2 separate regions of the Mus musculus genome follow, and region 1 is linked to region 2. Evidence: chromatin contacts called from ENCODE POLR2A ChIA-PET data. All regions are on one chromosome and are shown on one strand. The core of a region is the stretch at or near the end of the contact, and the rest is flanking DNA. Distances in the headings are between cores, read along the strand shown.

Evidence for each region. ChIA-PET counts read pairs that join two places held with the same protein, here RNA polymerase II (POLR2A).
Region 1: POLR2A ChIA-PET joins it to region 2 with 21 read pairs in embryonic stem cell. The contact joins the promoter of Dpysl5 here to the promoter of Cenpa in region 2. POLR2A ChIA-PET finds 5 or more read pairs at or near these places in 2 of 5 experiments (Patski and embryonic stem cell).

Annotation. Positions count from the first base shown.
Region 1 is chr5:30,708,668-30,712,920 of GRCm38, reverse strand. Dpysl5 (dihydropyrimidinase-like 5) reads right to left here and starts at 1,357. Exons shown (of 13, transcript NM_001356948.1): 1 at 919-1,357.
Region 2 is chr5:30,664,406-30,668,299 of GRCm38, reverse strand. Cenpa (centromere protein A) reads right to left here and starts at 1,414. Exons shown (of 5, transcript NM_007681.3): 1 at 1,187-1,414. The coding sequence starts at 1,271.

The DNA.
Region 1 (4,253 bases), core at 108-2,607, 45 kb before region 2:
CCTGTCTACTCTCCCCAAACCCGGGAGGTCTCCACCCTCCCTTCATCTCCCCGCCCCTCTTCATTCTTCAGAGCAGCCTCGCCTCGCGCCACCTGCGCGAAGCTTCAGACCCGCCTCCCACCCAATTGTCAGCCCTTCCCAAACCACAGCCTCCTCCTCCAGATTCGATCACCTGTCCCCACCCATCTCCCCCTTTCTGCTCAAATCCAGGCCTCCACGCCCGTTTGTTCCAGCCATCTCCCCAGGCCCGGGGCATCGATATCCCTCACCCACCAAGATAGATGCTGCGTGGCAGACTAGGCGACATGGCTCCAGCGGAGGGACCTAGCGCCGCGCCGCCAGGGGCTGGGCAGATGCAAGAGGCCTTTGTGGTTTCGGCAGGTGCCTCTAGGGCCTCTGCTCTGCTCAGGGAACAGAGGATACAAACGATGGGGTTAGGACCACGTTAGGCAGATATCAGACCAGAGGCGCAGTTGGTGGGAACTAGGGACCGCGGCGATCCAGGGACGTACAAGAGGACAGGTCCGGCCACCACAGAAACACTCCCCTACACCCCACCTTTTAGCCATTTACTGCACGTCGACCAGCTACGGCTGCGCGACTACTGGGTGCTAGGCGTGAATCCCTTCAACTTAGCTGCCTCCTTATTCTAGCTATTTGTAAATCTTTCCAGCACACATTAATGCCTTAGGCGTCGCAAGTCACCAAGCCGAGTTCTGTGGGACTACAAAGACCCAGACTTGCGCCCCACCTTAGTCCGGATCTGCCTGAATCCTCAACATCTCTTTCATCGGCTGGAGGAGCCTAGGCGCAACCCAATTCCCTCCCTTTTGTGAGCCTCAGGGAGAAACTGAAAGAGGGGTGGATGTTGCAGCCCGGAAAGATCAAGCCCACCACCCTCCCCTTGCCATCACCCACTGCTCCAGGATGATGCGATTGTGCGGGTCCGTCGGTCGGTCTCTGGGTCTCGCCGCGGCGCGGTAGCTGCGGTTGCACGGGGCGGGAGCGGCTGCTAGCGCGCTCTCTCGGTGGCTGCCTTGCGCGCCTGGAGCGGAGTCCCGAGTGGCGAGCGGGGGTGGGGACGAGGGTGGGGGCGGGGAGCCGCCTGGGCCAATCACGGATCCGAGGGCTCCGCCCCAAGTGCTCGCCACCTCGAGCTAGCAGGTTAGGCGGAGGCGGGACCAGTAGCGCCCCGCGTCCTCCGCGTTGCCGCCGCCTTTGGGACTACAAATCCCGACAGTCCCTTTTGCAGGCCCCGGGTCCGAGAAGGGACAGAGGGCATGGCCCCAGGACCTCGACAACCCCCAGCCATCTAAGCGCCATTCTCAGCGTTCCTTTCTGGTCCCATGGTAACTAGCGACACTTCACAAAGCCCAGGCGCTGGGGCGGTATGGCTCGAGTCCCCTGGGAGGGTATAGGGCGTCTCCGGAGGACACATCGCCTCCCCTCCTCCTGCAAGACCCCACCCGAGGGGCTGAAACAATGCGGTGGCGGGGTCTCTCCGAGGCTGCGGGTTCCCAGTTGCGCCATCGGATTAGCGTCCTACCGAGTCTGAGACTGATGGGATTGCAGACTGTAGAGGGCGAGGTGGTCAGTACAGGAACACTGTTCTCATAGACCAAGGGAACGGCCACTCTGGGCGCCTCACTTCGCACCTTCTTTCTCTTGAGGTATTGAAGCCACCGTCTTTTCCAGAGCAGCGCTTGGACGTCGATGTCCAGCGCCCAGGTCCTATCCTATTTTTGACATCTCCTTTAAAAGAAAGTGTGTGTGTGTGTGTGTGTGTGTGTGTGTGTGTGTGTGTTTTAAACTCATTTCACATCAGCACCACCATCTTTATTTCCGGGTTGCTGTTGTTTTGACGGTTTTATTAGGTAGCCCCCTGCTAGCCTAGAATTTGAATTGAACCTCCTGCCTCTGCCTTCCGAATAGTGGGATTACAGATGTTCACCGCCACACCTTGTCCAGTTTCACCATTTTAGTACACAGTTGACTTAACCACAAACGATCCTGTAAATGGAGCGAGACAGTTCTTTTTCCTTAACTAATTTATGGCTCAGGCCTTTCCCTGAGCTCCGTGTTAGTCTGTCATTATTGTGACAGCTTAAATATAGCTTCAGAACTTGAATCTCTTCACTTGATGTCACCCCAATGGTGTTGCAAACCCGTGTGGAAATGCAGCATTAATACTGCCCCCGCCCCTGGATTCCTGGGGATCTACAACTGCTGTTGAAGAAGTTGGTTCTTTCCAGGGCTTCCCTCAGTTCCGGGGGTGGAGACGGGGGTGTGAGTCCCTTGGCTGCTTTCCTGAAGTGCTTTTCTCTAAGGCTATTTTCAAAGAAAATCGTACTTTATAACTTCGGGTGGAGGGAGCAGGATCCTCTGAATTTTAACAAAATGTACAGCCTGCACGTTAAGCTCCAGTCCTCCAAATGTGGGTCCCACTGGGTCATGTGCTCTGTGATCCACTCCTGGATGCGTTTAGGGCCACACAGGCGTGCCCCTAGGGGGTGCGGGGTTACTACATTTGGTCTCCAATTCTTTTTTTTTTTTTTTTTTTTTTTTTTTTTTTTTTTTTTTTTTGGCTTTTCGAGACAGGGTTTCTCTGTGTAGCTCTGGAACTCACTCTGTAGTCCAGGCTGGCCTCGAACTCAGAAATCCGCCTGCCTCTGCCTCCTAAGGGCTGAGATTAAAGGCGTGTGCCACCACCGCTTGGCTGGTCTCCAATTCCACTCTAAGAGTGGATTTTTTTTTTTTTTTTTTCTGGTAGTAAGCTTGTGCAAAGAACCTCCAGACAAGCTTAGATGGCCATCCTCAAAACACTCCTAATACCAGTGAAGGGTGTGTGTGTGTGTAAATTGCTCCAGTTGAAGGCCCTGTCTAGTCTCCCCAAACTGTCCAGGGAAATTTTTGCAAAATGCATTGCGCCCCTCTGGAACACCCAGCTAGCTCCGAGCAACGAGGGCCTCTGATGAACTTTTGCCTAAGGTGGAGGGAGCCCTCTAGTGGCCAGAATCGTTTTCTGCAGTTTTCAGTTGCGTTCCTAATCTCCAGCCTACCTACCCCCGCCCCCTCTCCCCCCCCACACCCCACCCCCGACTGCTTGCTAGTTAGCATTCAACACTGATAAAGATCCTACCCAAGCCTGAGGTTTCACGTACCCTCAGTACTTGATTTTTAGAGTTTAAAAAGAAATTTAGAACTTAGAGTCCCCTATATGTGGATTGGAATCCTTGTTCCTGACACATGACAGCTTCTTGACTTTGGCAAAGCCCATCCTGAGTCTTTGCTTCTTCACACCCCTCCCACAATCACCATGCATTTCAGGAGGAAATCCGTATAAAACTCACAGCCCACTGCCGAGCGTACACAGTGCACACTCACAAGTGTAACTATTATTAATTTCTTCCAAGTTGTAGAACAATGGGAGGGATGTAACAAACATACGGACACTGTAAGAATAGCCACAAAAGTCTGTTTGGTGTGGCTTTCTATTCAGCTCATTTGTAAGGTCAGATAAAAGTAGAGGAAACCAGAAGAAACGGGTTCTGAAACCATCGCCGTGGGATGGAGGAGCTAGATCTGAGTTTCACCTGGGTGGCTGTTGACCTGATTGGTCCTTAAGTCCAGGATGAAGGAGTACAAGCTGTGGACGGGGGAACCTAGAGATGTCTGGGAGGTGGTCGAGAACTTCCCCAAAGCTTGGAAGTCAAGACCATTCATGAATGAAGGTGGTGGAAAGAGGAGATTAGGCAGTTTGGGGCCCGACCCCAGAGATCCCAAAGGCTACTGGGATGGGTGTAGCAAGTCCTCATACACTAGGTTTGAAATACCCTTAACAAATGAGAATAAGAAACCCATCTGAGGCTTTCTAAAACTCCGGCTATAAGCAGGGTCAGATAGTCTACAACACACCACTCGATCCTTACAGATTCACCCAGCAGGTAACTACTCATTTCTTACCAATTCATCTTATTCTGGGGTACTCATAAGTCACCCTCACTCTTAGGAGCAGAAGCAGAATTCTAAAGGCCGTCTGCTTGACACAAAACCAACCTCTCCTGCTTCTGCTTCCCCTCCTGTCCCAGGAGATCCCCTCCAGAGCAAATTGTAAATGACTCCTGGACAGCTTATTGACATTCCACTGGCCCCAGACCATCTCTCCCCTTCCAACAGTTTCTCCTCTGTTTCCTTCTGGGAAAGGGATTCTCCAGGACGCCTAGAGGCTCTGTGTTAAGTAAGAGACCTCTTCC
Region 2 (3,894 bases), core at 165-2,664:
TTTTTTTTTTTTTTTGAGGCAGGGTTTCTCTGTATAGCTCTGGCTGTCCTGGAACTCACTTTGTAGACCAGGCTGGCCTCGAACTCAGAAATCCGCCTGCCTCTGCCTCCCGAGTGCTGGGATTAAAGGCGTGCGCCACCGCGCCCGGCGGTTCTGAGATATTCTAACCCGGCTAGGCTGCTGTTACCAGGCTATATGACCCATTATTTGCCATCTGATCTTGCCCTGGCTCTCTCTGGTCCATGTGGGTCCTCATGGCTGCTCTCTTATCCAGACCTCATGAGTAATCCTTCTTCACCCACATGGTCTCTCCATCTCTTCTTCTCACCTGGTCTCTTCAGGACCCTCTGATTGGGAACAGAAGTCCCACTCTTCTTTCTTCTGCCCAGCCAATTGGTTGATCAGCTCATTAACCAATCAGAGGTGATGGAAAACAGTTTTTACATCACATTGAGGCAGTGTCTGGATTGTAACCAGATCTCAGAAATAGTTCCTGAATACACACTGCATACAACCATCCCCAACACAGGCAGAGATCTGTGAGCTCTAGGCTAGCCTAGTCTACATAGCACGTTTCAGGTCAGCAAGCCAAGGCTACACACCGATACATACCGAGTTCCCGTCTTAAAAAAAAAAGGGTCGGGGAGAGGGTTGGGGATATAGTTCTGTAGTAGAACCCTTGCCTAACATACACGGAGTCCTGGGTTCCATCTCTAGTGCTGCAAATAAATAATAAAGAGTAGGAGTTAGAAAGCTGGTTCAGCTGTTAATAGCCCAGGCTGCTCTTCCAGGGGGGCCGAGTTCTCTTCCTAGCACTCTAAAAAAAAGGGCAGCTCACAACTGTAACTCCGGCCCCGGGGTTCCGACGCTCTCTTCTGGCCGTCGCCAGAGCACGAACACAAAATAAATGCAAAATACATGCAAAGTAAATAAATGCAAAAAAAGACCCCGTGTCCGTCAGAATGAGTTTGTCTTTGCTCCAACTCCTTGTCTTGTCTGCATTTCGTTTTTCTCCCTGCTGTAAACCGGTCAGGAACAAACAAGCAAACAAACAAACAAATAAACAAAAAAACCATTACCCCTACGCGAGGTTAGCGGCAAGCCGTGACCAGGAACCGTCCCTCTACAGGCCCGGCCCCACAGGATGACCGCACCGGCCTCGGAGGTGCAGGGCAGGCTCGCTTACCTACACTGGAGCTCTGTCGCGAGGGTCCAGGCGCCGGGCTGGAGGGTCTCCTCCTTGGGGTCTGCGGTTTGCGACGCGGGCCCATGGCTGGCCTCGAGGGGCCGGGTCCCGCCGCCTTCCCTAAGCCTTCTTGGTCCTGCTGCCGAAACCGAACGCGAGCAAGCCCAAGGTGCGCGTCAGGACCGCCAGAACTCGGTCGCCAGCAGTTCAAAAAATCACCCGCCCCTCCCACCGCATCTTTTAAATCCCAACTTTGTGACTCTCAGTGGCTGGTTCTGGAAAGCCAGCGTGGAGCGACATCCAGATAAACCAATGAGAATAAAGGTCTGAAGCCAATGGGTACTTGAAGACGGGAAGGAAGGCAGGATTTCCCCACCCTTTTCCTGTTGATCTCTTTTTCAGATGCCCTCTGGGCAGGACGGCTCAGTTCTTACGTGGGTGGTGGGTTTGTAGAGCTCACTTCCTCAAAAGTTTTATGCTTTTCTATCAAACGTTGAGGTGGCTTTAAAAATACGGAAACAGATGCCCAAGAATGTGACAGCTCCACACAGCACCCGTGACACTCCTGAAAGCAACCAGCAAATATGATTCAGAAGCCTGGTTAACTGCATGACCTTTTCAGAAGATAGGGTCGTGGGGACAGCCAGGACGGAGGAATCTGAGGACAAGGTCCAGGCAGGGCAGGCGCCAGCACTATTATTGGACCATGCTATCAAACACAATGACAGAATTGCCTGAGAAAAAAACCGGCTTTTCCTTTTCTCCCGGGAGTAATATGAATTCAGGTCATGGCTCCGTAATTAGAATAAAGAGAATTTCGTCATTTTGCTTTTTTGAGTTTTCTAAATGATCTATCATGAACGTGTACTCTAATCAGGAAAATACTTATATAATCAGTGGTTTCATAGAAGCCTGGTGGAACATTGGGGTGGGTGGTGTAAAATGGCACAGCTGCTATGGAAATGTGTCATGGTTCGAATCTGAAATGTCCTCCAAAAGTTTGGTGTCCTCTGTGCAGCAGTGTTCAGAGGTTGGGCCACAGGTGCTCTGACTTCATCTGTGTATTCCTTTAATCCCAGCACTTGGGAAGTAAAAGCAGGTTTGTTATAAGGACAGGGCCAGTAGACCTACATAGTGAGTTCCAGACTAGTCAGAGCTATGAGCAAGATTTTATCTTATTTATTTTATTTTATTTTTGTCTCAAATAAACAAAAGACCAACAACCAACTCGTTCAATCTCCAGTATTTTACCAACAGACATGAAATTTAAACATAGAATTACTATATGATCCAGAAGTCCATATATATATATATGAAGACATCAGGATCCTCAGCAACTGTTAATTAGTCAGATAATATCCGTGTATGAAGTCTGCTCTAGACAGATAGCCCTTTAGTAAACTAGAAGGAGAAAGCTAGATTGAGGACAGACTCTACGATTCATAAGAAACTGATGATACTACCTATATAACTGTAATGGTGTGTGGGTTAAGGCATAAGAGGAGGGTAGTGCTTATTAACGTACGTAGTTTTGCATATTTTGGCTTTTGAACCAATCGGACTGTTGTACTGCAAGTGGGGGTGGGGCACCGGAAGAACGCAGGGCAAAATCCGAAATGAAGATCCACAGCTTGTATCTTCCTTCACCAGGCCGGAAGGGGAAACAGTGGAAGTCTGGGCCAGATGCTGTGATTTGTGGTTTCTTCTTTGGGTACCTGGCTGTCACTGGTGTACTGCCAGGAGTCAGGAATGGGGGTCCAAGATTTTACCCCCCTCCAACATCTGGGCATGCCAGGTGGAGAGGTCGAGGCAGAGCCCAGGATGAGTGAAACCTGGTCTGACTGGGAGTGAGGGCAGAGCGTGCTGGAAGAACTGGAGAGGAGAAGACCTTGCTCAGGGGTCTTAGGCGCAGCTCTTTAGTCAAAGGCCTTCTTCACCTCGTTTCTGAATGAAACAACTTTCTGAGACAATCTTTGCTTGCTCCTATTGCTTTATTTAATGATGGATGTGAATGCATATACTTTATTTGGGGTGAACCAGGGATTATATACCTCTTGTGGGAAGGAATATCTAGGAAGGGGCGCTCATTGGCTGAAGGCTCAGGGCTATCTAGATATCTCATTAGCATGGAGAAGAACTATAGATGTTGTGCTGGGTGACTCAGTGCCTGAGGTCTTCAGTGGAGTATCATGGTTATGTGTTCCAGAGCAGGTAGGCATGGCTCCACTTCTACCAGCCTGAGATCTCTCAGATTCCTGGGATCTGAGCTCACTCAACCATTCTAGTTCTTATGTCTGTCTGGTAACACGGTCCCACATGCCGTATATTAAACTACTAATTTTTTAAAAATACATCGAATGAAAACATATTGGGCTGAAGAAGTCACGTTGAACACTAGATGTCTCTGAGCTATGGACGAGTTGACTGGAACAAGAGTTGTAACATGTAGATCATAGAAACCCTCAGCAGCCGGGCATGGTGGCGCACGCCTTTAATCTTAGCACTCGGGAGGCAAAGGCAGGCAGATTTCTGAGTTCGAGGCCAGCCTGGTCTAGAGAGTGAGTTCCAGGACAGCCAGGGCTACACAGAGAAACCCTGTCTCAAAAAACAAACAACCAAAAAAAAAAAAAAAAGAAAAGAAAAGAAAGAAAGAAAGAAAAGAAACCCTCAGAACCAACAGGGAAGTTCAGCATAGGAGAAAGGGGAGA